Regions from separate parts of the Homo sapiens genome. Here all the other regions are linked to region 1. Evidence: chromatin contacts called from ENCODE Hi-C or POLR2A ChIA-PET data. All regions are on one chromosome and are shown on one strand. Each heading gives the region's core, a stretch centred on a gene start or an enhancer-like site at or near the end of the contact. The rest is flanking DNA. Distances are from core to core; before and after follow the strand shown.

Evidence for each region. Hi-C counts contacts between places; a loop is a spot of excess contacts on that map. ChIA-PET counts read pairs that join two places held with the same protein, here RNA polymerase II (POLR2A). Pooled maps may share reads with other maps.
Region 2: a map of CD8-positive, alpha-beta T cell shows a loop between it and region 1 (23-fold over the local background). The contact joins the promoter of PPIL6 here to the promoter of CDK19 in region 1. A Hi-C loop is called at or near these places in 5 of 168 maps with a recorded cell type or tissue (B cell, CD4-positive, alpha-beta memory T cell, CD8-positive, alpha-beta T cell and 1 more), 9 of 37 single-sample maps with no recorded cell type and 12 of 50 pooled maps. POLR2A ChIA-PET finds 5 or more read pairs at or near these places in 3 of 52 experiments (CD4-positive, alpha-beta T cell, CD4-positive, alpha-beta memory T cell and activated naive CD4-positive, alpha-beta T cell).
Region 3: a loop to region 1 is called in a map of CD8-positive, alpha-beta T cell, with 27 times the contacts of the local background. The contact joins the promoter of ZBTB24-DT here to the promoter of CDK19 in region 1. A Hi-C loop is called at or near these places in 3 of 168 maps with a recorded cell type or tissue (B cell, CD4-positive, alpha-beta T cell and CD8-positive, alpha-beta T cell), 4 of 37 single-sample maps with no recorded cell type and 17 of 50 pooled maps. POLR2A ChIA-PET finds 5 or more read pairs at or near these places in 2 of 52 experiments (A673 and CD4-positive, alpha-beta memory T cell).
Region 4: a loop to region 1 is called in a map of CD8-positive, alpha-beta T cell, with 30 times the contacts of the local background. The contact joins the enhancer-like site here to the promoter of CDK19 in region 1. A Hi-C loop is called at or near these places in 1 of 168 maps with a recorded cell type or tissue (CD8-positive, alpha-beta T cell) and 6 of 50 pooled maps. POLR2A ChIA-PET finds 5 or more read pairs at or near these places in 1 of 52 experiments (activated T-cell).
Region 5: a map of CD4-positive, alpha-beta T cell shows a loop between it and region 1 (8-fold over the local background). The contact joins the promoter of FIG4 here to the promoter of CDK19 in region 1. A Hi-C loop is called at or near these places in 5 of 168 maps with a recorded cell type or tissue (CD4-positive, alpha-beta T cell, CD8-positive, alpha-beta T cell, naive thymus-derived CD4-positive, alpha-beta T cell and 1 more), 1 of 37 single-sample maps with no recorded cell type and 16 of 50 pooled maps. POLR2A ChIA-PET finds 5 or more read pairs at or near these places in 6 of 52 experiments (GM12878, OCI-LY7, activated T-cell and 2 more).
Region 6: a map of B cell shows a loop between it and region 1 (7-fold over the local background). The contact joins the promoter of FYN here to the promoter of CDK19 in region 1. A Hi-C loop is called at or near these places in 3 of 168 maps with a recorded cell type or tissue (B cell, naive thymus-derived CD4-positive, alpha-beta T cell and posterior vena cava) and 11 of 50 pooled maps.

Annotation. Positions count from the first base shown.
Region 1 is chr6:110,812,434-110,817,457 of GRCh38, reverse strand. CDK19 (cyclin dependent kinase 19) reads left to right here and starts at 1,989. Exons shown (of 13, transcript NM_015076.5): 1 at 1,989-2,449. The coding sequence starts at 2,322. It also overlaps a transcript of AMD1 not described here. RefSeq lists enhancers at 1,689-1,768, 2,342-2,894, 3,129-3,238 and a silencer at 2,409-2,718.
Region 2 is chr6:109,437,738-109,442,761 of GRCh38, reverse strand. It overlaps PPIL6 (peptidylprolyl isomerase like 6), which reads left to right and starts at 2,134. Exons shown (of 8, transcript NM_173672.5): 1 at 2,134-2,306. The coding sequence starts at 2,172. It overlaps SMPD2 (sphingomyelin phosphodiesterase 2), which reads right to left and starts at 2,038. Exons shown (of 10, transcript NM_003080.3): 1 at 1,591-2,038; 2 at 1,309-1,405; 3 at 1,134-1,210; 4 at 695-788; 5 at 463-552; 6 at 137-219; 7 at 1-10. The coding sequence starts at 1,640. RefSeq lists enhancers at 1,154-1,233, 1,394-1,463 and silencers at 1,877-2,082, 1,724-2,543.
Region 3 is chr6:109,480,583-109,485,606 of GRCh38, reverse strand. ZBTB24-DT (ZBTB24 divergent transcript) reads right to left here and starts at 1,963. Exons shown (of 4, transcript NR_187591.1): 1 at 770-1,963. ZBTB24 (zinc finger and BTB domain containing 24) reads left to right here and starts at 2,388. Exons shown (of 7, transcript NM_014797.3): 1 at 2,388-2,509; 2 at 3,553-4,532. The coding sequence starts at 3,581. RefSeq lists silencers at 1,888-2,327, 2,408-2,697 and an enhancer at 4,396-4,897.
Region 4 is chr6:112,040,368-112,045,391 of GRCh38, reverse strand. No RefSeq gene overlaps it. Among named protein-coding and RNA genes, the nearest start is that of CCN6, 11 kb to the left of the region's middle. RefSeq lists a silencer at 1,528-1,627. Within about 2 kb of position 2,196, at least 40 of the 41 ENCODE cell types and tissues checked have a DNase peak (open chromatin) inside an H3K27ac peak, as active enhancers do; they include CD8-positive, alpha-beta T cell, where a contact is called at or near this core.
Region 5 is chr6:109,688,450-109,693,473 of GRCh38, reverse strand. FIG4 (FIG4 phosphoinositide 5-phosphatase) reads right to left here and starts at 2,178. Exons shown (of 23, transcript NM_014845.6): 1 at 1,973-2,178. The coding sequence starts at 2,038. It overlaps AK9 (adenylate kinase 9), which reads left to right and starts at 2,272. Exons shown (of 41, transcript NM_001145128.3): 1 at 2,272-2,327. RefSeq lists an enhancer at 2,225-2,694.
Region 6 is chr6:111,870,840-111,875,863 of GRCh38, reverse strand. It overlaps FYN (FYN proto-oncogene, Src family tyrosine kinase), which reads left to right and starts at 2,412. Exons shown (of 14, transcript NM_002037.5): 1 at 2,412-2,896. It overlaps LOC102724646 (a long non-coding RNA gene), which reads right to left and starts at 2,412. Exons shown (of 3, transcript NR_168402.1): 1 at 2,174-2,412. RefSeq lists silencers at 2,283-2,372, 2,493-2,742, 2,893-3,292 and an enhancer at 2,341-2,840.

The sequences.
Region 1 (5,024 bases), core at 740-3,239:
TTTGCATTTTTAATAAGAGGCAGGGTTTCACTGTCTTGGCCAGGCTGGTCTTGAACTCCAGACCTCGTGATCCACCCGCCTTGGCCTCCCAAAGTGCTGGGATTACAGGTGTGAGCCACTGCACCCAGCCTGAAGAGACTCAAGGTCTAAGGAAGTTTTCCAGGAGTGGGTGATGTAGCAAATAAGGTAAATCATTCCCCCTCCCACTAGTTTTCCAAGTTTCTTTCAAAACCTAGCAGGCAGTTCACTATTCTTTCCTTATCTACCACTTTGGGTAGAATTGACAATTCCCTTCTTTGTCCTCCTAATGAATGTGTTATGTCCTATCCTAGCACCAATCATGTTTAAGTGTGTATCCCAAACATTTGGGACATTAGGCTCACCATTACAGGGGAGGAAACCCTCTTAGGTTCTTCAGCTGGTCTATAAACTAAATTGATACCAGTCAGGTTAACAGGAGAAAAAGTTTTAATTACGTATGTATGCACAAGAGTCCCACAAAATATGAGACTCAAAGAAGGGCCAGATGTTTGACACTTATATTACATCCTGACCTCAAAAAGGAAGTGGGGCCCGGCATGGTGGCACGGACCTGTAATCCCAGCTACTCAGGAGTCTGAGGCAGGAGGATCCTTGAGCTCAGGAGTTGGACGCCAGCCTGGGCAACACAGCAAGGCCAGTCTCTTCAAAACAAAAGTGGGGTTTGGGGCTTCCAGGAGTGGTGGAGACAAGTTAAGAGAGGATAAGAGGAAAAAATGTCTAAGGTGAATAAAGGTTGACTTTTATGCAGATAAAAGTATCTCAGATGATACAAGTTGACTAGCAGCAGCTCTCTTTCTGGTAAGATTCCTTTAATTACGAAAATTTCCTTTAGAAATGTAAATTTCTCTTTACAAAGGAAGAGTTATTCTTTATTTTAGGCAGTAGTGGGATAAGTGAAGCATTTTCCTGTGTTGGCTGGATCTTAATTTATTTTGCTAAAAGACATCAATATGCCAGAGTGGCGTATTTTGGGGTGGCATATTCTGGACTCCTTCAGTTATAATTTGGGGTAGTGTGTCCTGAGCCCCAACACAATGAAATCAATCAACGTTCACCCTAACTAAAGGGGCTTTCTTAAACATTCTAGAACCTCACATCATGCATAGACCATAAAAAATCCTTTACAATTCAACCCAAAGGATCGTAAACGCGGCTTCCTCCAGGCACTTTTAATTGTCCTTAGACAGATGGCCAAAGCCTGGTTATGGGAACCGCATATGCTAAGAGAAAGCTGACTACAGCGCCAAGAAAATGATGATTGGCTGCTGGGGCTCAGAAGTTGCATGTTCTCCTCTGGCCAAGGCAGGCTCTAGGAAACTGCTGAAGGTTCAGTTTTTGAAATACGGTTTTTGCATCGTAAAGAAAAAAGATCAACCTATCAGGAAGAACCGAGCACATCCAATCACCAATCAAGAGCGGGAAAGAAGCCAAAGCCTGGGGATACCCACGCACCAACGAGGACGTCATTCTCCAGCCCCCGCCAATGAGCAGCGGGACGGGGGGCGGGGCAATAGGCGGACCCACTGCCCTAGAAAAGAAACAAGCTGCGGTACAACTGTCCTCACCAGCCCTCGCCTCCCGAGTCACTGCAGCCAACCCTTCAGCAAGGTGCTGATTTAATGCTTTCCATACTCTCTGCGTGGGGCTAGTTACAGTGAAGTATCCCCTTCCCACTAGAGTAAGGCACTTCTTTCCAGTGTCTCCCCGAGAACCGCAGAAAGCACACTGGAACTTCGAGCTTTCTACCTTCACAGGAACCGGGAGCCGTGCGCTACCTGAGGGGGAGGGGCGGCCCTGGTACGCAGGCGCGCATGCTTTGTGGGGGCGAGGCTGTGGTGGCCCGAGGTAACCTGGGAGCTGTATTTCTTACGCCGGCAAAACCGCCCAGGCCGCTGAGGCCTTCGCGACTTCATTTCCCAGGAGCCTCCGCGACCATGGGGCGGGCCAGTGAGTTCGCTAATGAGCTCGAGGAAGCCACGGCGCGGCCCACCAGGTTCCAAAACAAGGAAATGAAGGAGGGAGGCGGGACTGGGGGTGCCTGCGGGAGCCGCCGCCGCCGTCGCGGAGGAGGAGGAGGAAGAGGTGGAGGAGGTGGCTGCTGTGGCCGCCGAGGAGTCCCTTGCTGAAGGCGGACCGCGGAGCGGCGGGCGGCGGGCGGCGCGCGCGCGCGCGCGAGAGGCGGCTGTTGGAGAAGTGGAGCGGCGGTCGCGGGGGGAGGAGGAGGAGGGACTGAGCGGCGGCGGCCCCCGCGTCCCGTGCCTCTATGGGGGAAGCAGACAATGGATTATGATTTCAAGGCGAAGCTGGCGGCGGAGCGGGAGCGGGTGGAGGATTTGTTTGAGTACGAAGGGTGCAAAGTGGGACGCGGCACCTACGGTCACGTCTACAAGGCGAGGCGGAAAGATGGGTAAGAGCAGGGGCGGGAGGAGTAGGCTCGCTCGGGTCCTCGCCCTGCCCGCGACCTGGCGGGATGGGTGGGTCGGATCCCAGTCGGGCCGTGCCCGAGGGGCGAGGCGGAGGGGGTCGCGGGGTTGCGTCCGGACACCGACTCCGAGGGGCGCCCGTTCCGCCCGCCTCCCCCGCGCGGCCCCGTCGCGTACCTCGAACTCCCGCGGCGCAGCCCGGTCCGAGGCGTCGGTCCCGTCCCAGAGGGGCGCCCTCCGAGTGCTCGGAGACGGCGGGGGGACTCGAGTTGGGACCGCGGTGGAGGAGGAGTTTGTGGGGTCTAGTCTCTTGGGGGAACGCAGCGGGCAGGCAGAGCTCCGCTGCGGAGTTGCCGCTCCGGCCCTGGGTAGTGACGGTCGTTGTGGAACTTCCAATCGGCTGAGCGCCTCGCGGGGGCGGCGGTTTGAAACCTCGCCGGGGAGCCTGTCGGGCGAACGCGGCCTGGGGTCCTCGCCAGCCCCACGGCTCTGACCCGCTGGGCACCGCCGCCCCCAGCAGCGATCTCCGCCCTTCGGGCTGGCCGGCCCGTTGGCTTCTCTATGCAGTCCTCCCATCCCTGTTGTATGCCCGGCGTCCCGGGTTTCTCATTCTCACATTCTGAATTGCGTACCTTCCCCCTTCGAAGGAGACCTGATGGGCTAGCTGCGTTTCGCAAGCGGCAACTTAAGAGTTGGCTGAATTCTCTGCTACCCACCCTTTACCTTGCAGCCCCTTGGGTATCTTGGGTATTATGTCCTCCACTCCATCCTCTGCCAGATGACTGTGGGCTGGGGCTTATGGAGTACCTATATTATCAAGAACGGAATACGAAGTGACAGAGCTGGGCCTGAACCTTTGTTTTCCTAGGAGTTGAGGGAGAACTGTAGGAACACCTTGGGAAGCCTTTACTGGTTGTCCTCTTAAGAAGAGCTGGATAATGTACTGAGAATACCTGTCCTTTCTTGGTCCTGGAGGGCAGACAGCAGCTACAGCAGGACTGGTGGAACCAGCTTCCTGGCAGGAATTACCCTCCCCCAAAGCTAGGGACCCAGGAAGATGCCCTGTCCAGCATAGACTTTAAAGAGAGTCAAACTCTACGGAAGAGGATTGTAACGGACCATTTCTGAATAAAGTGATGATCAGCCACAATGACATTAGTAAAATTTGAAGTGCCGCTTATCTTTGTGCGTGCTGTTATAATTTGATGTGGTTGGTATATGAACTCTAGGACTAAAGTACGTTGTGTGCGTATGCACTAACTTCATAAAACAACTCTATTATAAAGTGTTTTGTCATAAGGTATCGTGAAAATTGCAAAGTGCTATCCAAGTGTAAAGGATTATTATTATTGCAGAATTTTTTTTTTCTTTTGTAACTGAACAGGCCTTAAGGTACTCAGTTGTTTCTCATAATTCCTTTAATTACCAGGTGTCCTTGAATGCTTATCATGGAATGTGAGATACTATAATTAACATATTTTGGTTTTGGAATATCCACTCCACCTGTTATACTAGTGTTCTTGTGGGAATTTTATCAGTTATATTTGGGGAAAGCACATCCAGTTTTCCGTTTGGACATTGTTAATAAATCTGAGGTGGGTTTTTCCCATACTCCTCATGCTAACTTTGTGGTATACTTTTGGTTTTAAAAAATGTATCTTAGTGTTTTTTTTGTTAAAATAGCTTTCTTTTATTAGGGAACTTTTGAGAAGTTAAAAATTCTGCTTCTGAATTGTATTTGAATAGTATGGGCTTACAACAAAAACCAGATAATTCTTGCTTCTATTCTTTTTGAATATTTTTCCCCTCTAATAAAGTACTTGATTCGAATACACTTCCTTTTTGAGTGAAATTTGTTAATTAGAATTAATAAAGCTTCTTTACTAGAGTAAGATTAGTTTGTGTGTCTTCAAAATATAATGCTTTTTTTCTAAAAAAAAAAAAAACCTCTCAGGATCTGAAAGCATTAGTTTAAATCACTGTATTACGTATAAGAAAAACCGTAATAAAGGCTTTTTTCCTGGATGAAAGATCTGGTTGAGATTTGCAACTTTACAGTAAACACCCACGTCTCTTGTGGGTTGGTAGTGGGATTAATTTTATGTTCATTGATACCAGCAATTTGAAAGAACATCTGTGTCCTTTGGGTTCATGTTAAATTTTTTTTTTTTTTTTTTTTTACTGTTTTAAACAGTGGGCAGATTTGCATAGTAAAGGATTTTACACTCCGATCATGGTAGATTACAGTTTAGCTCTTTCTAGATTTTATTTTGGTTAACTCAGAAAATGCATAATGCTATTTTAGGGAGCCAGAAATCACATAGGTTACATTAAAGATAAATGATTCTGGTATATATAATGTAGTATATAACCAAAACATTGTTCAGGTCTTTAGAAGAAACATTAGAAGAAATAAAATATCATTAGAAAAGTTTAATACTACAGTTAGCAAAATGTTATTTCCCTTGAAGTATGACTTTAGGCAATATTAATTATATCACAAATTTATAAGAGGCTGGAAATGCAAGATTTACATCTGAGTTTTTCACCTTTAATTAA
Region 2 (5,024 bases), core at 885-3,384, 1.4 Mb after region 1:
GGATGTGTGGCTGGGGGAACCAGGTTGGTGAGGCGGGAGTTCTTCCATCACCAGCTCTTCCCCATGACTGGGGCCTTGTTCACCCTCAGCCCCTGGGTCCCATCCCACTTCCCATTTCAAGCCCAGGCTCACACACTGGATGAACTGGGCCAATTCCCAAGCTTGGGCCACACGATGTGCTAGGTAGATGTCCTTCTGTCGATTGTATTCGGCATGGAGCTGAGCAAGATAGATGAGATCACAGCAGATAAGACTGAGGGTCCCAGGGGTATGTCTGAATCAAGCCTGTGTCTGTCACTTGGCATGGTGTTTGGTATACAATGGATAAGCCTTGCCCATTGCTTCCTTATAAGATCTTGCCCCCACACCTCATCCCCAGGTATGAGAGCTAGAGAAGTACCATCTCTCTGTCCCAGGACTGGGCTGCATGTCCCAGCCCTAGGCACTGCCAGCTTCACTCACATGGGTCACATAGGCGTTGAGCACCATGCCACTTAGATGGAGCACCAGCAGCCCCACAGCCTTCCCACTGAACCAGTCACCATGATGGATCTGCAGGCAGGAGGAGATAGAAACTCAGGGCACCGCCACCATCTTTCTGCCCATCCCCTGCAGCTCTCAGAGGGCTGCCTCCTCTACCTTGTATTACTGGAGGTGGGGAAGGGAGGTGGAAGAGGTCAAAGGTCTGCCTTACCATGTAGGGGTAGCCATTGAGAGTGTAGATGTGCTGGGTAAGCTCCTGGATTGGATGTTTGGAGAAGACACAGAGGCCACTGCCAATGATTCCGCTGAAAGCCAAGCCCTGCTTAATAACCAGAAAAACAGGGAGAGACACCCAGCCTTCTTCCCCTCCCTTGTCTTCCAGCTCTGATCAGCTATTTTTTTCTTTTTCTACTGCTGGGACTAGCCCTAGAACCAAGGCGACAGCCTTTGGAGGAGTATAGGGCAGCCAGAAAACAAAGCTGAAATGGGCTGAAGTCATAGGACCTTCTTGGTTCACCCTTCTCCTTCTCTCACATCCAGAGGGAGAGGAGGCTGGAGGAGACTGGAGAGTGCAGGCAGGATAGGGAAGGGCTGGCAGGGCCAAGAGCCTCCTGGGATGACAACAGGCTTCAGGCCAGTGGGCTTCTCACCTCCGGAAGTGGTGTGCAGCTGGGTAGGTAGGTGACAGCTTCTGTCTCAGGTACTGGAAGTCCTGCTCACTCCACACCTGAGGGAAGCGGTGAGGATGCCTGCTTGGTCTTTCCCCAGTGGGACGGTCTGTCCCTCCTCCCAGCCTGGGTTCCGCACCGTGCTGCACAATCTCACCTCCTCCAGCAAAGCCAGGTCGAAGCTCTCCTGGTTCAGAAAGTCTCCCAGGCGCCTCATGCGGTCGGCCCGGTGCTTGCTCAAGTACGGAATGCCCCTAAGGAAGGGAAGAGCGGGGCAGGGGAGGCGACTGCTGGGACCACCGGCGCTGGGGCCAGATGTGGACTTTGGAGGTTCGGGTTTTCCCTACACCCTGAGATCGTGGGGCGGGATAGGGGGAGGAAGGCTGCATGGGTGCGAACGGAAGGTGGCCCCCAGACCGCACTCCGCAGACGCACTCACCAGCAGTTGAGGTTGAAGATCCGCAGTCGCAGGGAGAAGTTGGGCTTCATGGTTGGGGAGCTCCAGGGGCGCTAGGCGGCTCGAACTCTCCAGCGACGGCCGCGGTGGGGACGGGGGCGGCCGGCGGCGCCTTCTCCCCAGACCGTTCCTTCTTCGCAGGCGGCGCGCACAGGTGGGCACCAAGCCCGCGTGGCTCAGGTCGGGCCCGACTCCCGCGTTCCCCCGGCAACCGGCCGGCTGTTCCCAATCAGGCGGGCCGCCAACCCGGAAAGGCGATCCGCTGCCGAAATCCGGGCGCCCAGGCTCGGTAAGGGCCGCGCGCTAGGACCCTGGGGGTCCGGAGAGCGCCCCCGGGTGGGCGGCTCCCGGTTCCTTTTCCTCCAAGCTCGTCCCCGGCGGTCGCGGCCGCCCGCGCGCCGGCGGCCCAGCAACAGGCGCAAAGTTGAGGAAAGGCCCAGCCGCCACGGGCCGCCCTCGACCCGCCCCTGGGCCCCGCCTCCTGCGAGCGGCGGAGGCGGGGCCGCGCGGTTGCCGGAGCGACGCGCAGTGTTTGGGGTCACCGGGCGTCCCCGGGCGCGGCCATGGCAAGGCCGCAGCCGTGCGGGCCCCCGCACGCTAGGTGCGGCTCGCCGTCGCTGCCGGAGCGGCCGCTGCAGGTGAAGGTGGTGGGGCTCTTCAGCTGCCCCAACTTTCAGATTGCGAAGAGCGCCGCTGAGGTAACCACAGAGAAACCTCCGTCGTGGGCGGCCCTCCCCGCTACCCGCTCTCGGCCGCGTGGACTGCAGGCGCCGCGCCTCCTCGAGGCGGCGGGGGTCGAGGCCCCACCGGCCGAGGAAGGGGCTGGCGTGTCCTGGCCGGGCGGGCTCCGTCTGGAGGACCGGGAGGAGAGTATAGGGGGGCAAGTGCGGGTCCGGGGGCGGGCGTTCCACTTGGCGACTTTTAAAGGGAGAACTGAGCGAAGGAAGGGTTCAGAACCGCGCTGGGAGATAAGGTAATCCCCTCCGAGACACACACACACACACCCGCAGATTTTGTTCTACGTCAATTTTTTCTTTAATTAGAGATATTTAAATTTATGGAAAAATGATTACTATATAACTAGCTAATTTTTACAACCCCGCCACCTCGGCCCAAGCGATTTTTGTTAACTATTCATGCGGGGAGATTCTTTTCTTTGAATTTTATAGAGCCGTCACTGCGTTCCAATCGAACTAGATGCTTCACAAGTGCTTTGGAAAATCATTTCTTTGTAAACACTCAGAACGATACTAAAGGAAAAGCACTTGAGGAAACTGGAAGAATTTGGCCAGATCAGTCATGCTGCAGCACACTTACAACCTGAAATGCAGGAGAAATGTATGAAATGTCGGCATGTAGAATTCAGCCCTTCTTACAGGGTTTGCTCCAGAAATGCTGTCCATGGCAAACTTCTCGCCGAAGCTCACTTGACTCCAGGACCATGCCTTAATTAATGTTTTTAACTCCCGAAGTACCCAGCTGGATACTTGACAACAAAATGTTCCCAAATAGAAGATATCTTGGCGCGGTGACTCACGCCTATAATCTCAGCACTTTGGGAGGCAGAGGCGGAGTTCTAGACCAGCCTGGCCAACATGGTGAAACCCCGTTTCTACTAAAAATACAAAAAATTAGCCGGGCGTGGTGGCGGTCTCTGTAATCCCAGCTACTCAGGAGGCTGAGGCACAAGAATCGCTTGAACCCGGGAGGCGGAGTTTGCAGAGAGCTGAGATCGCGCCATTGCCCTCCAGCCTGGGCGACAGAGCCAGACCCCGTCTCAAAATAAATAAATAATAAAAAGAAAACAAGTGATCAGAAGTCTGTGAAAATAATACATGAATCATCAAAAGTAGAAATTGTGGTCTGTGTTGCTTGGGCAGACGGGATCAGCAACCTTTTATTACCAAAGTTAATGGCCATGAAGTTAATTACAAAGTTAATGTATTAATGAGTTTCAGAGATTTTTTTTCTCTTTTTTTTCGCTCTTTTTCTGAAGGCACATATTTTCTGTGCCGACTCCACATTGTAAAGAAAGTGTTGACAAGTTTTTTTCTGTAAAGTCCAGATAGTAAATATGTTAGGCCTTCTTGGCAATAGGGTCTCAGTCACACCTGTTTAGCTTTTTCCTGTGTTGCAAAAGCAGACACAGAGATGGAAATGAATGACAGTATTCCAGTAAAACCATATTATGGACACGAAATTTGACTTGCGTATAATTTTCACATAACGTGAAATACAATTCTTTTGATTTTTTAGAATTGTTTACAGGCCGAGCGCGGTGGCTCTTGCCTATAATCCCAGCACTTTGGGAGGCTGAGGCGGGCAGATCACGAAATCGGGAGTTCAAGACCAGCCTGGCCAACATGGTGAAACCCCATCTCTACTAAAAATACAAAAATTATCCAGGCATGGTGGCGGGCGCCTGTAATCCCAGCTACTCGGGAAGCTGAGGCTGGAGAATCGCTTGAACCCGGGAGGTGGAGGTTTCGGTGAGCTGAGATCGTGCCACTGTGCTCCAGCCTGGGCAACAAGAGTGAGACTCTGTCTTAAAAAAAAAAACAAAAAACTGTTTACAAATCTAAAAATTATTCCTCTCCAACCCCTGATGTAGAAGACAGTAGGTCGAGAAAACAATATCTTTATTGTATTAATAATGTCAATTTTCCCTTTCTTAAACTTTTACCTACTGTAGTTATATTCAAATATGAAAATTCAGCTAGTTTTTTTTTTCTTTTTTTGGAAGAGATGGGGGTCTCACTGTGTTGCCTAGGCTGGTCTTGAACTCCTGGGCTCAAGCAATCCTCCTCGACCTCCCGAAGTGCTGGGATTATAGGCATGGGCCACGGTGATGCCCAGCCTCTAGTTCTGTCTTAATAAAGGATATCTGAATGTATTCCTAACATGATAATTTGTGAGCGATCCCAGATGCCTGATTAACTGACAAAGATTTAGATTTGTGTTGAATGTTCCCAACACAAAGAAATAATAAATGTTTGAGATGATGGATATGCTAATGATAAGTATACATTATATGTATTGAGACATCACTACCCCATAAATATGTGCAATTATTATATGTCAATTGAAAAATAAAAAACAAAATGTAAAAACCAAACACACAAAAGATTGAAATTTGTAGAGAATAGGAACAAATATTGCATACATTTTCATTTGGATATAGTCCGTTCTACAACAAATACTAAATTACTAAAAAGACATGTGTTTCATTTGAAAACTGCTGGATTTATAGTTTATTCCAGATGGTTAGAAATAGCAGTCAACCGGGCCAGGTGCGGTGGCTCACGCCTGTAATCCCAGCACTTCGGGAGGCTGAGGCAGGCAGATCGCCTAAGGTCAGGAGTTCAAGACCAGCCTGGCCAAGACCAGCCTGGCCAACATGGTGAAACCTCGTCTCT
Region 3 (5,024 bases), core at 714-3,213, 1.3 Mb after region 1:
TCTTTGTTGGCTGGGTATAGGTGGCTCATGCCTGTAATCCCAGCATGGGAGGCTGAGGCAGCATTTATTTTTTTAAATGGGTGTCCTGTGTCTTTATTTGTGAAATCTGGCAACTCTCCACTCCATCTGCTGCCCCTCACTCACTGTGCTCCAGCCACACAGTCCTTGCCGTTCATCAGATGCTCCTTCCCAGTCTGAGCCTTTATGCTTGCTTTTCCCTTGCCTAGAACATTTTTATTCCAGATCTTCCCACAGCTGTCTCCATGTCATTCAGATCTCAGCTCAAATGTCACCCTATCCTGATTTCACTTCCCTGTCAGTCTCCATCATCATTCTTTATAAAATTTAACACTTTCTGAAACTATTATTCATTAGTTTACTTGTATATTTGTCCTGTCTCCCCTTAGTAGAATGTAAGCTTCATGAGAGCAAAGGCCTTGTTAGTTGCTGTATCCCCAACACCTGACGCCAATGTCTGGCTCTTAGTAGACACTCGATAAATATCTGTTAGATGAATGTATGACACCCCAAATCCTGTTCTGCAAGATTTAAATTTAAGAAGACCTGTTAGGGGTAGACCGGCTGGCCTTAACAAGAACAAAAGTTTTGAAAAAGTCAGTATGGATCCAAAACAAAATTGCCTTGAAGAAAGGGCTAGTCTGTGTTGTGGGTGGCTGATGCTGGAAGATCCTCCAGACTCAGTCTTTCCTCGCAGGATTATGCTCCAGTGAGCAATGATTGAATGAGGAAATGGAAGTACCTGGCTTACCTTGGCACTGAGTCTTCTTATGCCGTTGAGGACCTCTGGAGGGACAGTGATTTGACTGCAACCCTCGTAGCAGCAAGAAACAATGAGGTAGCTAACTTCCTGCTGGTATGCAGAAGTCAGGGAGCGCTCCCCATCCCACTTGTACCCCCACAAATCCAGAGGACTTAGAGACAATTCAATATGAAAGGGAAACCTCAGAGAAGGAGCATGTGTGGCTTGAGCTAGTTTTAATAAAATCTAGTAAAAATGTAAGAGCCAGGTTGCTAATTACACCTCCGGTTCAAGATCAGGGAGGCTATAGATGGCATGTTGGGAATCTGGAAATGGGCAGAAAAATAAGTAATTAGGTATTGGCTAAGAGAGAGAAAATGCTGAAATAAATGGATGGAAGCAGGTGGGGAGTAGATCTGGATGGGGCTTGTAGACCACATTAAGAAGCCTGGACTTTATCCAGAGGGCATGTGGGAGCCACATGGATTCTAAGCCAAGGAGTGACTCTAGTCTCTGGATCTCATATGTACTTGGAGAAATCCTCTGTACTTCTGCGAATTAAAGAGAACAACGCTGCAGCTGAGACCAGTTAGAAACAGTCTATTGAACAAAGATGATGAAAGTTTGAATAATAATGATCATTTTAATCACAGCAGACGAATTAAACCAGGCATTTCCTAAGCCCATTACATACTTAATTTTGTTTATGCAATAGCAACCCTACCAAAGTGGCACTAGTGTTAACATCTCCATTTTACAGGTAAGGTAAAGAAGTTGTGAGGGTAAGTAATTTGCCCAAGATCTCTCAGAACCCAGGTTTCTCTGACTGCAGTGCTCTCTTCATTCCCTTAGACTAAGGCATCAGGAGTGGGGAGGAAAAGGAGGCAGATGTGAAAAACATTTAGGAGGTAAGTAATAGTTATTATATTAGCACTAGATAATGACGATGGTGATGATGATGACAATGATGATGACGGTAAGGGGGATTTCATGCCTTTATACATTCAAGAACAACACCAGATTCGGTGTCGGAGAAGAGATAAAATTAAGGTATTGGCGTTGAGCTAACAGTTTAATACGATATAAAACTTCCCAAAGGGAGGGGTCACAACGCCTCTCCTGTCCATTGCCCCCAATTCACCGCAAAAGTCGCTCCTGCCTGGGCTCCCCGGCAGTGCCACACGCAGGACCTCGGGCGCCGACACCGCCCCGCCCCTGGCCGCGCCCCGCCCCGGCCACTGTCCCTCCTCCGAAGCCGCGCCCCTCCCCGCCCTGCCCCGGCCCCGGCCCCGGCCCCGGCCCCAAAGCCCCGGGCCTGCCATCTCGCCCCGCCCTGCCCCGCCCCGCCGCGGCTCCCCCGACCCCAGGCCTGCATTCTCGCCCCGCCTTGCCCCTCCCCTCCCCTGCCACGCCCCAACCCTTGAACTGCCTTCGCGCCCCGCCTTGCCCTGCCTTGCCCCGCCTTGCCCCGCCCCGCCCCGCCCCGCCATCTCGCCCCGCCCCGCCCCTCACCTCCCTTCCCCTCCCCGCCGCTCTCGTGGCCCCCACCTCCAGGGGCGCCTCTGCGGGCCACGTGGTTCGGCGTCCGCGCGCAAGCGGCTCTTGGCGCCGCGCTTCCGGGTTGGCTGTGGCTGTGGCTGCGGCGGCGGCGCAGGAGCAGAAACCGGTGCGGCGCAGAAGCCCCAGAGGCGGGCGGGGCGGAGCGGAGGGCCAGCGGGCCCCGGCGTGGGTCTCCCGCCAGGCCGCCGGGTGAGTTGGCAGCGACCCGGACCCCACCGGGCGCCCCTGAGCGGTAGGTCTGCCGCGCCGACCCCTCCCCCGCCGTGTGCTCCCCAGTCGGGCCCGCGGGGCCTGGGCGGGGAGGTGGGGGTCTTTCCGCGCCACCTCTCCCTGCTGGGACCACCCGGGGCTGCGGGGGGCTCCGCGCCGCCCCTAGTGTGTCTGGCGGCCCCACGCAGCTTAAGTTATTAGTATTTTATTGCAGCTACCTCACATTCACTTTGCACGTGCACATTTCTTCACTCTTCACATTGGTTCCCACATACGAAATGGCTAATAATCTGGGAGATGGAGGCAGCTTCGTTCTCCCTGAAATAGTTGTGCAACCATAGAAAGTTCGTGCTTGCGGAGGATTTTGGAGATGGTTAATCCCATTCCTTCATTTTATAGAAGGTAGACCCTGAACCGTTCCATGAATACTGGAGAGTCACTCAGCTAGTTAATGTGCGGCAGGAGGCTGAGGGAGAGAATTGCTTGAACCTGGGAGGCGGAGGTTGCAGTGAGCCGAGATTGCGCCACTGCACTCCAGCCTGGGCGATAGAGCGAGACTCCGTCTCAAAAAAAAAAAACCGCGAGCTAAGTTGTTTTGTTTTTGTTTTTTGAGGTGGTGGTCTCGTTCTGTCGCCCAGGCTGGAGTGCAGTGGCACGATCACGGCTCACGGCAACCTCGAACTCCCAGGCTCAGGTGATGCTCCTGCCGCAGCCTCCTGAGTAGCTGGGACCACAGGCGGGCGCCACCACGCCAGGCTAATTTTTGTATTTTTTGTATAGATGAATTCTCTCCATGTTGCCCAGGCTGGTCTCAAGTGATCCGTCGGCCTCGGCCTCCCAAAGTGCTGGGATTACAGGCGTGAGGCCACTGCGCCCGGGCCCAGAGCTAAGTTTGTAGACAGACAAAAATGGTAATGGTAAAATTCAGTTAATGATGTGAAGTGAATAGGAAGTTCATGTGGGCTGGCATTAACCTTTTAGACAGTGCTTTCTCCTTTTTAAACCTTGTTTTCTTATTTCAGATTTAACCCTTAGTGGCTTCTGAAGAAAATGGCAGAAACATCGCCAGAGCCTTCTGGGCAGCTTGTTGTACACTCAGACGCTCACAGTGACACTGTGCTGGCCAGTTTTGAGGATCAGAGGAAGAAAGGCTTCCTCTGTGACATTACTTTAATCGTGGAGAATGTACATTTCCGGGCCCACAAAGCCTTACTTGCTGCCAGTAGTGAATACTTCTCAATGATGTTTGCAGAAGAGGGGGAAATCGGCCAATCCATTTATATGCTGGAAGGCATGGTTGCAGACACCTTTGGTATCCTGCTGGAATTTATCTACACAGGTTATCTCCATGCCAGTGAGAAAAGTACAGAACAAATCCTGGCTACTGCTCAGTTCTTAAAAGTCTATGACCTGGTAAAGGCTTACACAGACTTCCAAAATAATCATAGCTCCCCAAAGCCAACAACTTTGAACACTGCTGGTGCCCCAGTGGTTGTTATCTCTAATAAGAAAAACGATCCTCCAAAGCGGAAACGGGGAAGACCAAAAAAAGTCAATACATTGCAGGAGGAGAAATCAGAACTGGCTGCAGAGGAAGAAATACAGTTAAGAGTGAACAATTCAGTTCAGAATAGACAAAACTTTGTGGTTAAAGGAGACAGTGGTGTACTGAATGAGCAAATTGCAGCAAAAGAAAAGGAAGAATCGGAGCCTACTTGTGAGCCAAGTAGAGAGGAGGAAATGCCAGTTGAAAAAGATGAGAACTATGATCCCAAGACCGAGGATGGCCAGGCAAGCCAGAGTCGATACAGCAAGCGGAGGATTTGGAGATCCGTCAAACTTAAAGATTACAAACTTGTTGGGGATCAAGAGGACCATGGTTCAGCCAAGAGGATCTGTGGAAGGAGAAAGCGCCCTGGAGGCCCTGAGGCCCGCTGTAAAGACTGTGGCAAGGTCTTTAAGTACAATCACTTTTTAGCAATCCACCAGAGGAGCCACACAGGTAATGATGTTTTCAAAGCTGATTGCAGTGTGTTGCAGAATTGGGAGTAGTGATGATAATAATAGCTTCCATTTACTGTGCAACTTCTGTGTGATGGGCATTGTAATAAAGCCTTTATACATGTTATTGCAGTTAATTTTCTCCACAATCCTGCAAGGTGGGTAATATCCTCATTATACATTGTATGATTAAAATCATATTTACTCATATGTAAGAGAGGGTTGCTAAAGTGCATAGTTTACAGATGAAGCAACCAAGTTCTAGGGAGCTTAAATAACTTGCCAGAGTCACCCGTTAGTGACAGAGCTGGGATTGAACCCAGGTAGCCTGGTTCAAGAACCCCTCTCATTTGTAGTTGTTGAATGAATCCTTTAATGTCCACTTATCAAGATCTAGCCCAATGTACCCTGCTTTCTGATTCTTGAACATTCTTCATCTTGACCATAACCATGCTTTTGCCCAAGTCTGTGTAGATCACTTTGTAACTCAGCT
Region 4 (5,024 bases), core at 947-3,446, 1.2 Mb before region 1:
ATTCTCTGAGGGGCTGTTCTGTGCGTGCTAAGGTGCTGCCAATGCCCCCCACCATGGATGGAGGGACAAAGAGGTGCCAGGCTCTGCTTGGTCCCCTGTCCAACTTTTAATAAACCAGGTCCAAAAATGAGCAACCTCTGACCACCACAAAATGCTCTGCCCAGCCATCTGCGTGGGGCTTGGGTCAGAGTCTCCTTGAAAATAAACAGGTGTCCTCATTCCAAGGGCCTTTAAAAAAGTCAGGCTGTGGCCCAAGGAAAACAAGGCCAAATATCTCAGAGGTTTATAATTCATTTTGTCACTTGGCCTTGTTAGTCTGGTTTGCAGGGGGAGCTCTGTGTGGGAAACAGGGCTGAGTTAATCAGAGGCAGACACCGAGGCCGACCACATGCAAAGGAGAAGCAAGAGAAGAGGAGGACAGAAAAATTTCCAGTATTTCCAAATGTGGGTGAAGCTAATCTTTCAGAGAAGGAAAAGTATGCATAATGTGGTGTGTCATTCCTGATTTGTAAAATGCTTGCACATGTGAATCATAATTCAATTAGATGGGGACAGTGACAGGCATCCTGGACTTGGAGTCAAAAGACCCTCATTCACCTTCAAGCTCTGCTACTTTTCTGAGCTCACTCACCTTAGACAATTTCCTTCAGGCCTCCCTGCCTCCAAGCTTCCTACCTCCCCCAGTCCAGCCTCAACATTGCCATTTGATCTCTTTTTCTTAAACACAAATTAGATCATGTCACTCTCCCGCTCAAAACCCTTTTTCACTCCCCCTGGAATAGAACCCAGCTCCTGGGAAGCACAGTAGAAGGCCTTCCACGATGAAGCAACCTCACCCCTGCACTATCCTTGCCTCACCTGCCAGCTCAGGTAGCACAGACCTGCTGTACTGCGAGTCCCCCAGCCTCTTGCTTTTGCTTATGCGATTCTACCAGGACAACCCTGCCCACTGCTTTATCTGATAAGCAGTTTGCACAAGCGACTTCTCCCCTGAGAACGCTTCCTAACCAGCACCCACAGCAAAGCTCCTCAAGCAATTAGCGTGCCACCCTGCCCTTGTAAAGCCCATACTGCAATCATCTGTTTATATGCACGGTTGCAAGATTTTGCTTATAAAAATAATGATAATAATAGATGCCCAGTTAACTGCTTTAGCATATATGGGACACACACACACACAAATTCCGTGTTAACCTGAAATTCAAATTTAACTGGGCATATGTTCATATGGCTTGTCCCTACTAGACTGGGTCACTGAAAATAGAGACTGAGACATCTTCATAGCCTTGGTACCCACAACATGACTGACTTACAGCAGGGGCTTGGGAAATACTTACTTTAGAGTTTTTAGCCTTAAAGTTACTAATCTTACAGGAAAATGAATAAACACTCCACTCACTTTTTATTTGCCTTCTTCAGTGAGATCTACATTAAGTGAGATCTAGGTTTTGCAGAAGGCTAAAGGTCACCCTTCTGCAAAATCTAGATTGCAGTTTCCAGACTGTCCGGCTCCAACCTGCCATGAGCCCCTGCGGACGCTAGATGGCGGAATGGGTTAAGGGACTAGCCCTGCTCTGGGGTCCGGGCGCCCCTATATAAAAGCAGGCGCTTCCTCTGCCGCAGAGCCCTGCATTATTGATTGTGACGCTGCCGCAGAGGTGGGAGGAGCCCGCCGCCATCTCGCCAAGTCTGCAGTATCGGGAACATGGCTTTAGGATCCTTTTCTCTCTCTGCAAAAAGTCCCTCGATAGCTGGAAAGAGAGAGCTCTCTGTGGCCCACATGATTGTTTTCATTCATAGGAAGATCAGACCTTCCCATAGTCAGAATCATTTTTATTTCACATTGTCATTCTGAATAGCGGCACCAAAGAATAGCAGCTGTACTTTCTGAAAGCCACTGATTTGAATCGGCACCTATCGTAAAATATTACCGCGTCACTGAAAGGCAAAATAGTCGGGGGCGGTGGGGGAAATTCATCATCTCTTTAGGTTTCTCAGTTACAAAACATTCTTATAAAAATAGATGAAAGTACTACGGACGTAAAATAGTTTCATGATATTTAAAACCACGGCCGTATTTTCAACCAGCATTCATTGGAACCGGAATCTGTATCTTGGAACTGAAAAGCGCTGATCTGAAACTAAACCGTGGGTGGGGCCCTGACGCCGTCCCCTCCGTGGCACCCTTCCCTCCGGGCCAGCAGAGGGCGCTCAACGGGCAGTCAAAGGGGCTCTCGCAGGAGTCCTGCCTATACAAACATTTTATTTTAGCAGGGAACTGAGTTGTCTATTTACTCACCAGTGTTTTTATTTAGCCAATGCCTTTCTTTGAATATAGATGTGCTGATTAGAGTGCTGTATTGTTCCCTCTCTTTATGAGCCACACATATAATGCATCCTCCATGTTGTCTCATTTGAGTTTCCTTTGTGAAATGAGAATTTAGAGACAGTGTAAAACATCTTGACTAAAGAATCTTAGATTCTGTACTCATAACCATCAAATATAATTCAACAACACATTTAAAGCAGCTTTTCCTGTTGAATCTTTCCCAAGCATTTTGCTTTTTCTTTCCATTGGAAATATCTTTCTTCATGTATCTGTGTATCATCAGTTTTAGTAATATTTGCTCAAATTAATATTTGCTCAAATTGTGTCGTTATCGGGATACAATTAAGTGGAATGAACAGATTAGGAAAGAGGCAAACAACACACTGGGCCTACTAAAGAGGAGCCTCCTCTCCTACCAGCTGTGAGCTCTCAGTGAGCTCAGGGTGTGTTCGTATGTTCCACGAAAGAAACTAAGAGTTAATTAATCTGTCCTGGTACGCGGAGGTCAATCAAGACAGTTTCCACCTGAATTCAGAAAGGTTACATCATTGTTTAAAAGAAATACACACACACACACACACACACACACACACACACACACACCACTTTTCCAAATCCACATGTAATGTAATTGAATCAACTGCTAAATCAAATGCTGTCTTAAGACTTGACAGAACAAAACTGAGCTCACGCTTACACACACTAGGACTGTTAATTGATGAGGCTCATCCACAAAAGACTCTCCAAAGTGAATCTCGTGTCACAGTTTCAGAGTGTGGAAAGCAACTCTTCAGTCCTGGATGATGGCTTTCAGAATGCCATCTGTGTCCTGTGCATGCCAGGCACACAGACACTGCCCTTACCTGCCCCTCAGGTTTTATGTCCAAAGTTAGTATGTCCACCTTCAGTAAGCAAGAATATCAGTTCTTAAACTCAGGTTCACAATAAATATATTTTTAGAATCCCTTAAATCAAGTCGCATGTAACTCCAAGTCCCCCTTTTATTGAGCTGTTGGACAGCTGAATCATAATCATTATTGGGCACCTCCTCCATCCTGGTTTGGGTCAGGGTTCCAGGTCCCTGCAGCCCACAGGCAATGGTTCCTTCAGGTTTGACAATCCTGCTATTTCAGTACCAGCCTTGGGTCATGAGAACATTGGTGCACTGGAAGATGCTGCATCTAGGGACCAATCTCCCTGGCTGGAGTCGCTGCTAGGGATATCTTGGCACCTCCCCAGCCCAGCACACTGCCAAGGAGAGGTGAGCAGCTCCCATTCTCACAGGACCTCTGACCAGTCTTGGGGGAGGAGAATCTCTTCCAGCCACCTAGCTGCTCCAAAAATGTGCCACTTCCTCCTCCCACTCTAGGAATTTACTGTAAACGGTAGTATCAGCTGTAAACCCTTTCAAACAAGATGGTGCCACCATCCCCACCCCCATTCCCAATAAAACTAAGGAGCTGCAGAAACTAAATGTGTGGATTGGCACTGCATGGGAAAAAGTTCTGTTCTAATGGGACAACGTAATGCTAAAGATTCAAAGCCACTTTGATCAAAAACATTCTGTCTTTTCTGGACAGTTACAAAAAGAGGAAAGATGGAAACTTTCCCACCATGGAGAACATGGGAGCTCTGTTTTGGGGCTCTTGAAGCATTTCCATGTATAAACACTTTGTTTTGTTAGCCAGCATTTTCGGTTCATGCATTCCTTCAGTCCCACCTCTAATTAAGCAAAGGCATTAAATTTTTAGTATCAGTAATAAATATCCCTTCCACCCCCCAAAAATGTTTATTACAATTATATGTTTTTTCTGCTACTGAAAAGGAATAACTTAAGTTTATGTGATGTAAATGTTGGCTTTGAGAAAATGAATAGGGAAGTGAGTCAGGAAGCAATCAACAGGAAGCATAATGGTGGGAAAGAAAGCTGGGACTCACAACCCCTGAGATCTGGAGGGTGAATGCAGGTCACCGGGCCACTTCCTTTAGGGAGCTCATTATTTCAGAGACAGCACACCATTGTTGGAACCCTGTGTAGCAGCACTGTCTAGCAGAACTTTCAGCAATTATGGAAATATTCTATAATATAGAACTATAATGTGCTGTTGAGCATTTAAAATATGGTCAGTGTGAATGAGGAACTACATTTTTTATTTTATTTAATTTTAATTAATTTAAGTTTAAATAGTCATAAGTGGCTAGTAGCTGCCATGTTGATAGCATAACTCTGAAGTCTTTTTTCTTTTTTAATCCATAATTTATCCCTCACATATTTCCATAAATGTTTTTGTAAGCTAAGACAGCTTACAAAAAAATCAAGCACAGTATAAAACAGGAGAATTAAATTTTTTTTAATGATTGAAAAAAATAGTAAAAGAAGAGGAAAGCTCTGTAAAATAGAGCAGAGAACTAGATGCTCCCAGACACATGGAATGAGTCAGTGCCTTTGAAAATTAAATTTATTTCTAAATTGCTGGAAAGTAAAGCAAAAATGAAAAGTCATGCAGGAGGGAAAGGTGAAATTTGTAGTTAACCATTGTTTGGCTGCTCAGAAACACTCAGTTCCTGAAAATGGTCGCCTTGCCCCTGAAGCCCTTACTCTCAACCATTTCTTCTAGTTGGTATGGCCGAGCTCCTCTGGGTGATACCCCTGGGACCTCATCCAACCTGGCCAATCATAGTCCTTTCTTTGAGA
Region 5 (5,024 bases), core at 929-3,428, 1.1 Mb after region 1:
TTCTGGAACACACCTCTATCTCTTTGTGTTAGAGCTCCTTAATCCACATCTATTGAGAGACTACTGTTTGCAAGGCATGACCAGATATGTGCTGTGAGGATCAGCAAGGTTTTGACAGGAAAAGAGGGGGTGTGGCATTAAGAGAATAGAGAACAGCAGAAAAACACAGGGCAGATATAGGGAACTGAAAGCAATACAGTTTTACTGCAGAATAAGGCATATGAAGGCACATGGTTGATCCTCAATAAATGTTTCATTAATTGATATTAAATTAGATGTAAAACTAGATAGACAAGTTGAGGACAAATAATACATGGCTTTGAATGCCAACTAAGGGATTCAGAGTTTACTTGCTTCAGAATTGGGACCACTGAAGATTTCTGAGCAGAAGAGCCCTATAATATGAATTGTGCTTTCTGAACACTAATATCTCACGCAGTCCTCATGAGTGATCAGCTTTTTAATGGGCTGAAATTTGTGTTTTATTTACGGCCAGATGCGGTGGCTCATGCCTGTAATCCCAACACTTTGGGAGGCTGAAGCCAGGAGTTTTAGACCAGCCTGGCCAACATGGAGAATCCCTGTCTTTTATTAAAAACACAAGAATTAGCCGGTCATGGTGTCACATTCCTGTAATCCTAGCTACTTGGGAGGCTGGGGTGCGAGAACTTCTTGAACCTGGGAAGCAGAGGTTGCAGTGAGTGAGCCGAGATAGCACCACTGCACTCCGGCCTGGGTGACAGAGCAAGACTCTGTCTCAAAGGGAAAAAAAAAAAAGTTATTTATGTTTCTAATGAGGGAAATTTAGCAGCATATTTTACAGAAAATAGGTTTCATTTCAATGACAAATGATACTTCTTTATGGGTCTCATTAGAGAACTGAAAATACTTGCAAATACAGTATATTTGATAATGTCATTTTCTGCTCTAGATCTAATCAAAGTTGTCAGCAAAATTAATTTAAGGTCCACAATTCTCTACTCATGTTAACCTGAGGGAGAGGTTATTGTGCTATTAGGACTACGTTATAACTGAGAAACTGTTAAATGCCTTCTCATACTCCTCTAATGGAGACAACCCAAGTTTCAGAGAAACAGTTTATAAAGCACTCTATAACATAGTGAAGAGCATTATGAAAATATCTGGCATATGCAATCTTGTTAGCATGAAATGGGTAATATTAAACACAGTCCCTAATATCACTGTGGCACCCCAATTTAGAAGAGCTATACTGTACCAACTTTGCTTTCCACCCACAGAAAGGACCAAGTATGAAGTTATATAAACACCATTCTCCCTTAATTGAGGAACTGGTAATCGAAATACAAACTGATCTGCTTATTCACTATTTACATGGCCATTCAAAGTAATAAAATTTTAAAAGTAAATGTTATGTTGAAAAAAGTCAAGTGAAAAGCAAGATGTTATCCAAACAAATTATCTGTCTTTAAACAAAGTAAGTTTTCCTTTCCTTTCAAATAAGAAAAAAAGAGAACCAAAAAGTTCACCAATAGAAGTGTAATTCACATGAATCGCAGTGATGGTATACCATGGAATAGGAAAAAATAAGTTACAAGTCATAGTTCAAATTTTTTTCATACCCCTGCCTGTACTGTAACTTGTGAACTCTAGAACTTTAACAGACTTTCTGAAAGCTGAAAAGAATCCAGTAACTCGTACAGAGAACCTCATGAACAGTTCCTGAGGTACCACAAGCACCTGTTTCCAGCGTGTTCCAGCCATGGCTTGTAAGTGGACCTGCAAATGCTGCAATGTCCAGGGTACCAAAATAGGGGAAAGGCGCCCAGGCACAGCTCAAGGGAGCTAGCTTACCCCAAGGCTGTGTTTGACAGGGATTTGGGAACTGGAGAGGAAGGAGGAGGAGGCAGAGTACAGCCTCTGTCCTACGGCCCCACACCCACCGGCAGACATCCATCCTCCCGCCTGCGCCCCGCCGCGAGGGGGTACTCACAGCTCTAGTCTCATACAGAACCAGCTTCTGGACCGAGCTGATGATGGGGGCGGCGGCCGTGGGCATGGCGGCGGCAAATGGGGGCCCCACAACAGGGCACGAGCCTCCGGACCGCCCCAGGAGACTCGGCGAGAAAACCCCTCAGGCCCTGGACATCAAGTCCAGCCAGGAACAACACCCATTAGGCACTAAACCTATAGATGATCAGGTGTTTCCGGATCCCTGCGCCCCGCCTCCAGGCAAGCCCCGCCCCTCACGTCGGGAGCGGGGCTGGAGGACGTATCATAGAGAGGTCGGGTAGAGGCTCCCGGGACCTGCGTGCTGCCGAGAGAGGAAGCGAAGGGCACCATCTTTGGTAAGGATTGGAGGAAAACATGGGCGGAGAAAAAGTCGACGGATTAATTGAGTCTATTTATCTCCTCCCTCTCTTTGGAAAAAAGCGGAAGGTTTGGGATTGGGTAGCTTCTTTTGAAAAGGGTTCTCCGAGTTGCAGGATAGATCCTTGTGTTTTCCCTGCCTGCTGCGGCCCATTTTCCTGGAAGCCGGCCCTCTGACGGTCCTTCACTGAGTGTCAGTTTTCCCCTCACCTCTAATCCATGTTGTACCTACGCTGTGTGGCCCAAGAAATTGTTTTAAAATCACCTAAAGCTGGAAAGTGTGGCTTTGCCACACGTTTGTGCGTGAGGCTAGCCACTTGAAGTTGTCGACAGAGACTAGCGCAGTGTGGCGGAGCCGCGCTTGAAATGAGGTTTCTTCATTTCATGTGTGCGACATAAATGGGCATGCGCGTACCCTCTCTTCCATAGTTGTGAAAATGAGTGTATTATAATTATAAATGCCAAATTAGGTACAAAAGTGACTATTTCGAATTGGAAAAGAAATGACAAAGAACTACAGCCCCGCCTCTCGAGGCCCCGCCCCACCAAGCAGCAGGTGCGTGGCGGCCAGAGGTCTCCCCGGCAACCGCCCGACAGCCCCGCGGAGTCCCTGGAGGCAGTTGCTTCCCTGAGGAGGGTCCGGCTGCGGCCAGGTAAGGAGCCTTCCGGCGGCCCGCTGGGTCGTGGTCCGCCCTGGAGGCATCTTGGTATCTGTTGCACGGAACCCCGCCTCCTGCGGGGACCCCCAGACCAGCTTCTTTTCTTGCAAAACGGTCTCTTTGTAAATCCACTTTTTAAAACCACGTCTCCTTTCAACGACTGAAGTATTTATTCCACAAATATTTACTGAACACCTACTGCAAGAGTATAAGATGTAGGGGAGAGGCAGCTATCCTATCTTAGGCGGCAATTCTAGGTTTCCCAGGAAACCTCTAAACCTCAGAAACCTCTGCTAGAGGGCTTCTCAACTGCTAAGTGTAAGGAAACTTTAAAAAAAAATTATAGAATTATAGCATACCCAGATAACATTCATGTAATACCAAAGATCATATTGTAAATTAAAATTTGAGAAATTACAAAAATTGTAAAGAAATACTTAAGTCTATGTTATTTTGCGCTTCTTTCCCCCTGTAGTTTGGTACTCCTTTTATTAAGAACTAGAAGGATGGCCGTGTCCGTTCTGGCATTTTGGACTTGGATCTTTTAACTGGGAAAAATAGTTAGCTGTGTTCTGTTTCATAATGAAACCAACTCTTCTGAATATTAGTTAAATGTTTGCACAGTGTTTTTATCTAGGATAGCAACTCTTAAAATACCTGAAGGATTCTAGTTTTCAATTATTATAGTTTAGCACTTCCATTTTAACTTTATCTTAGTTTATTTCACCCGGAATCAGATCCTAAGACAAAACTTTGAAGGCAGGTTGTTTATATGAGACGTAATCCCAGGAAACAGCAGCAGGGAGGGGAAGAAAACTAATAAAGGAAATATTACCAGAGAAATTTCTCTGTGGGCTGAATTCACTAGGGAATACTGGGAGGCATGTCTCAGTTATCCCCTCTTGAGGGGCAAGGAAGCTGGAGTATTTATTCGCCAACTTCCATCAGTTATTGGATGAAGCCTGATAGGGCAGAACATTGATGCCCTAGAACTTCCAGTCTACCCTGTGTTCAGGGAGAGTAGGTTCTGGCAGCCAGAGAAAGCCCTTAGGCAAAAAGTCGCACATGCTAACATTTTGGAAGTTGGGCTGGTCGTGCATAGAAAAGGTGTATGTCAAGTGGATATGGGGGAGGCACTAATAGCAGCTGCTACATTCCACCCTTTGCAGCACTCGTATCCATTCTTCCTCCACATCAAGTTCACACCATGCCACCCTAATTCTTTAAGGTAGTGGCTAGTCTCAATTTTTAAAAGAAAAGGACTTACAAAAAAAAAGATTAATGGGACAAGCTGCAGAATCCACTACTGCAATTAATCTGAGGTCTCTAATTGATCATCTCCTTCCTCTAACATCATTCTAGATTTTCCTTACTCTTGGCCAACACTTCTGCTGGTCTGTGTTTGCCCAGTAGGATAACAAGCTTTCATCCCTGAGGAGCATAAGCCCTTGGTTACTGTGTCATTGTAAGGTTTTGGTTGCTGCAATTACCCATTCACTGGACATGAAAGCATCAAGAGCTGTCTCAGAGAATCCCCTGAGTTCAAGAAATGCATCCCCTATCCCACTTATCTAGCAGTTTATGGCCATACCACCCTGAGCACCCCCAATCTCATCCAATCACATAGCAGCAACCCTATCTCCATCTGCCAGTGCAATAACTCCTTATGAGCTTTTGGAGTCAAAAATGACCAGGTGGCAGCAGTAGTTTTAAGATTTAATGAAACCTTTACTGGGTCCCCTGATAGAACCATCTCTCCCCTCCACCAGACCCAGGACCTCTTGTCCAGAAGTGAGGTGCAAATTTCCCAAGTCAATCACTGAGAGTATTAGTGAGAGGGGTCACTCCTACTTCCAGCCCTTGATTCAAAGCATGTTCCTCATCTTGAAGTACATTGTCTCAATCCCACACAATCCCAAGCTAGCGCCTTAGCTGTGCCTTTAAGAGACCATTCCAACATTCTGTCAAACCAGTAGCTTCTAGGTAAAGTGGTATTGTAAAAAGGGTCCTCTGATC
Region 6 (5,024 bases), core at 1,163-3,662, 1.1 Mb before region 1:
AGAGGAGGAGAGAGGGAGAGAGAGAGAGAGAGAGAGAGAGAGGACTTATCCCACCTACTCCAGATTTCCAGATTTAGCGTAAGATAGATTGAACTAAACATGAGATTTCAAGGAGATATATAGCCTAAGAGTGTTTTTTTCTTGAGAGCATATGACACTTAGTCTGTCCGGAATAGTTTGAGAACAGTTTTACTATTTTTCCCATTTTACGTATGAGGACACTAAGGTTCAAAAAGGATAAGCGACTTGCTTCATCAAAGCGCTCCCAACAGTGAACTGTGGAGCTGGAATCAGAAACAACTCCAGACCAGTGCTGCCCGATAGAGATATAACTTGAGCCACATAGGTTATTTAAAATTTTCTAGTAGACGCATTTAAAAAATAAAAGAAACAATTTAATTAACTCTAATAATGTTTTATTTAGCACAGTACATTTAGACTATCATTTTAACATGTAATCAATATTAAAATGGGATACTTTACATTCCATTTTTCATGCTTGATCTGAAATATCTAATACATCTTTTACATTTACAGCACATCCTAATTTGCAGTAGCCAAATTTCCAATACTGAAGTACATTTCAAGTACTTAACAGTCATGTGGCTAGTGGCTACCTCCTCGGACAGCCCAATTCTAGAACTATGGTCCTCAAGGTGCTGTCTCCAGATTGGCTGTATCAACATCACCTGGGAACTTGCTAAATGTGCAAATTCTTGGGCACCATCCCAAACCCCCTAAATCAGAACCTCAGGTGGTTAAACACAGCAATTCATGTTTAAGCAAGCCCCTTCAGTTATTTCTGATACATGTCAAAGTTTGAGAACCATTGCTCTACCCAACTGCCTCTGCATCCCAATCCAAATAAACCCAGAGCAGCCATTGCGGACTAGCCCTGAGGACGAAGAGCCTCTGCTCTTGAGATAAGCAATTCTTGGCTAAATGAAGCTGGCTTTCTCTTGTATGGAAATATCCTAGTCCTAGCTATGGTTCCATTTCTTGGGATTATGGAATTTCCAGACACAATTTAAACATGGTTTAATTTGTCATTTTGTTTAAGGAAAAGGAAAAAAATCCAGTAACCTCTGTATACTGTCACCTTGAGTTAGTTACTTAACTTTTCTTTTCCTCAGTTTCCTCCTCCATAGGATGCAGATCATTTAATAAATGTTAGCAACTTTTCTTAAAAAGTAGTGTGTACAAAAAGAAAAAAGTCAGCAAAAGGGACAGATTTTTTTAAACTACAGTAAAAACAAGTAGTGGGCCGGAAAGGCAATATTATAGATTTTGAGCACAGAAGCAGAAGCTGATTCACTTATAATTTCTTAGAACATTAGATTTGCTGAGGGGGAAGGTAGGGTTCTTGCCAAAATCATTAAGGAGAGCGATTCTGAGTATGCCTTAAAGCAGAACTTTCAGTAAACAGGAATTACCTATAAAGAAAATCAGGAAGCCAAAGTGTTTCTTTTTATGAAGTTACATCCTGCCATAGAAAAGCTGGATAGGAAATAAAGACCGATGCACTCCCAACTGTATACTAAACCGGCAATTATTTCATCAAGGGAAATATGAGCAAAAGCTCAGATTCAGTGAAGGGGAAAAAAACATGAGAAGTTTGAATGTTATGAGAAACCAAAGACAACCAATGACTACAATTAAACGAGGTTTTTTGGGGGTGGGGCGGGGAATGTACGAACAAATCTCTGTCATTTCAGGTTCCTTAGTCGCCGCTTGGCCCCTCCCCCTATTTCAGTAATACTTCCTCCAGACTTTTGCTAGAAAAAAAATATAAATGAGTGTCCGCAGAAATAGGGGACTGATAAAATGATCCTAATCTCCTTCTCCTCCTCATTGTTATTTGTTGTGCGTTTCCACGTTTCAGGACAGGATTCTACTTTGCTCCGTACTCTTTTCAGTTTGATCAAAGAAAACGCTGCTATCACCGCCCAATTTTCCATTTCATCCTCTCACCCTCAAATGAAAAGACACCAGAAAGGCAAGATAGCCCTGTCTCGAGGCAGTTTCCCATGGTTTTGGGGGAATGGCAGGTGCCAATCTGCAGCAGCAGCTGCAACCTTCCGCAAAGCGGAAACTGCAGTTCACACTCTCCGCTCTTTCTCCCGCCCTACTCCGCCACCTCACAACTCCACACAATCCTTAAAAACACACAGACCTCCTCCTCCAACCTCGCATTTTCTTGCACACCCTGCACCGCACGCACCCTGGGATGCCCGCTGCCACAGTAACGCTCAACCCACTCGGCGGCCCCACCTACTGCCGTCCCGCCCACGCCCCAGGCGCCAATGGTTGCGGCTCGCAGCTCCCAAGGGGCTCTTTGATAGGGCAGCCGGGCCTGTCACTCTCGAGGCGCGCCCCGCCCCCTCCTCGCTCCCCTCCGGAGCTGGAGGGGCAGAGCATCAGCAAGAGTAGCAGCGAGCAGCCGCGCTGGTGGCGGCGGCGCGTCGTTGCAGTTGCGCCATCTGTCAGGAGCGGAGCCGGCGAGGAGGGGGCTGCCGCGGGCGAGGAGGAGGGGTCGCCGCGAGCCGAAGGCCTTCGAGACCCGCCCGCCGCCCGGCGGCGAGAGTAGAGGCGAGGTTGTTGTGCGAGCGGCGCGTCCTCTCCCGCCCGGGCGCGCCGCGCTTCTCCCAGCGCACCGAGGACCGCCCGGGCGCACACAAAGCCGCCGCCCGCGCCGCACCGCCCGGCGGCCGCCGCCCGCGCCAGGGAGGGATTCGGCCGCCGGGCCGGGGACACCCCGGCGCCGCCCCCTCGGTGCTCTCGGAAGGCCCACCGGCTCCCGGGCCCGCCGGGGACCCCCCGGAGCCGCCTCGGCCGCGCCGGAGGAGGGCGGGGAGAGGACCATGTGAGTGGGCTCCGGAGCCTCAGCGCCGCGCAGGTAAGCAGGCGGCGGGGATGCGTCGCGGGAGGCCTCGGGGATGCTGCGGAGAAGCCCGGCCGCCGGCGCCCCCGCGCACGCCGCCCCCGCCGCAGGGCCCGGTGCTGCGGTCCCTTGGCCGCCAGGGCGCTCCGCGGGGCTGCCGGGGAGTCGGTGCTTGGGGTCTTCCCGCGGTTGCACCGGAGGACACCCCTGCGGGGTGCGGCCCCGAGGCAGCGCGGGGATGGGGACCCCATTTCCTCGCCCGCAAGCGGGCGCCGGGTGAAAATGGGAATTGGCTTGGGGGCGAGGCTGGCCCAGACTCCGCCCCCGCCCTCCTTTTGGGGCCCCCCGCGGGGACTGGGGCTGTGTGTGTTGTTTTAATGTCAGGGATGATGTAATCACTTAATAATTGATGCCCCGTGCTGCTTCCCTCCCCACCCAACCCCTGCCCCACTCCTCCACCTCTCGGCCTCCTCCCTCGGCGGCGGTCGCCTTCTCCAACCCATCCTCCTGCCTATTTCTGGCACCTCCCTTGCACTTCCCCCATCCTCCCCTTCACTCTTCCTGTGCCACCACCCACCCACCCTTCCCCTTTCCCCTGTGCTGGAGCCTTCCCTCCTCTTCCTCTGTCCCCCACCCCTCTGCTCCCTCCAGCTCTTTTCTCCTTCCTTTCCGGCTCCCTCGCTGGATTTCCTCTCTACTTCCCTAGATCCATGGCTGTTTTTGTTTGGGCTCCTCCCCTCTGTTATCTCTGCGGCCACAGGCGGAGGGGACTGGGCCAGAAGGAGGCCACCGAGCTTGGGCCCAGCAGAGATGTGCTGGGACTCACTGGGAAGAGGGATAATAAAATCACCCTTCTTGCCCCTCCTTCCCCCAATAAATCACACAGACTCGCCGGGTGTGTGAGTGTGAGTGTGACACAAAGAGCCCTTTCAGTGCATAGAGAGGAGACACACAAAGTACCCTAGGATAGGCACGATGCTTCTTGTCTCTCTTCCCTGGGGCTTCCCTTTCTTTCCCATGAAGCAGTTGATCTCTCTGAGTCTTTCCTGCCACATTTACCAAAAAATAAAAGAACCCCCGGATGCCGGGTGGCAGGTGTCGGCATTTTGCTGTGTTCAGAGACCGGTAGTGTTGACTGGCAGCTGCAGTGTTTCTTAGATTTAAGGGAACAGTTATCCCAGCAGTCTTAAGAGTTGCTTTACTTTTAAGGTAGCCTCCCCATCCCCTCGTTCTTTCCCCTGTCCTTTTGGGAACAAGTACTAAGAGCTGGGGTAGAGTAGATTGGTGTGGGGGTCACAAGAATTTTGTTTCTGAATCAGAATTAAATTGTTATTTGATAAGAGGGAGGCAGCCTGAATGGCTTCTTCTCTCAAGTCTAAGAGGGCACTGTACTGAAGTCTTTTGAAATGAAATCCTGTCTGCCCAGTGATGTTGTTTTACCCTTTTATTGAAGTAAATACCTGGGGACGTGGATAAAACGGTCTAGAGTTAGCATTTGGAAGACCACTGCAGACTGCCTCTTGCCTGCTTCAAGGTAGTCTTGGGACGCCTACTTCCTTTCTCACCACCCAAGCAACTGCAATACTTTCCACCCTATGTACTGTCTTCTTCCCCAGTCCCTGCTCCATGGGTACCCTGTATTCAGATGAAGGGACTCACAGACTTTTGGAGGAAGTGGTTTAACTATCTGAGGCTTTGAGGCCACTTGGCTATGAACTGGGGCTGTAGAGAATCTTGACTGAAGTCTAAACCATTTGATGTTCCCTTTAAGGAAGAAATGTTAATGTAAATCTGGGGGCTTAATGTTCCGTTTTGTAAGCCAGTGACTATTACATGCTTAATCGATATTGTCAAAACTTAAGTTGAACCTGTTCTTTCCTAAAAGTATGGCTCCTCGACTATTTTTATAAGTAACAGAACTGTAGGTTTAGTCTTCAGTAATTTTATTAGAAAAGAGTTATGATTCATTAAATATTTACTTACACACTTTTTAAGAACATTCATCGTGGAACTTTTTACGATAAAAAAAGCAATAGGGTTAATGAGTGTACTGTAAAAACAAAGGGTCGTTTGTTTGATGCCAGACCCAGGAAGGAAAGCCAGAGCACATAAACTCACACTCTGTTGACCAAGTTTAAGAGAC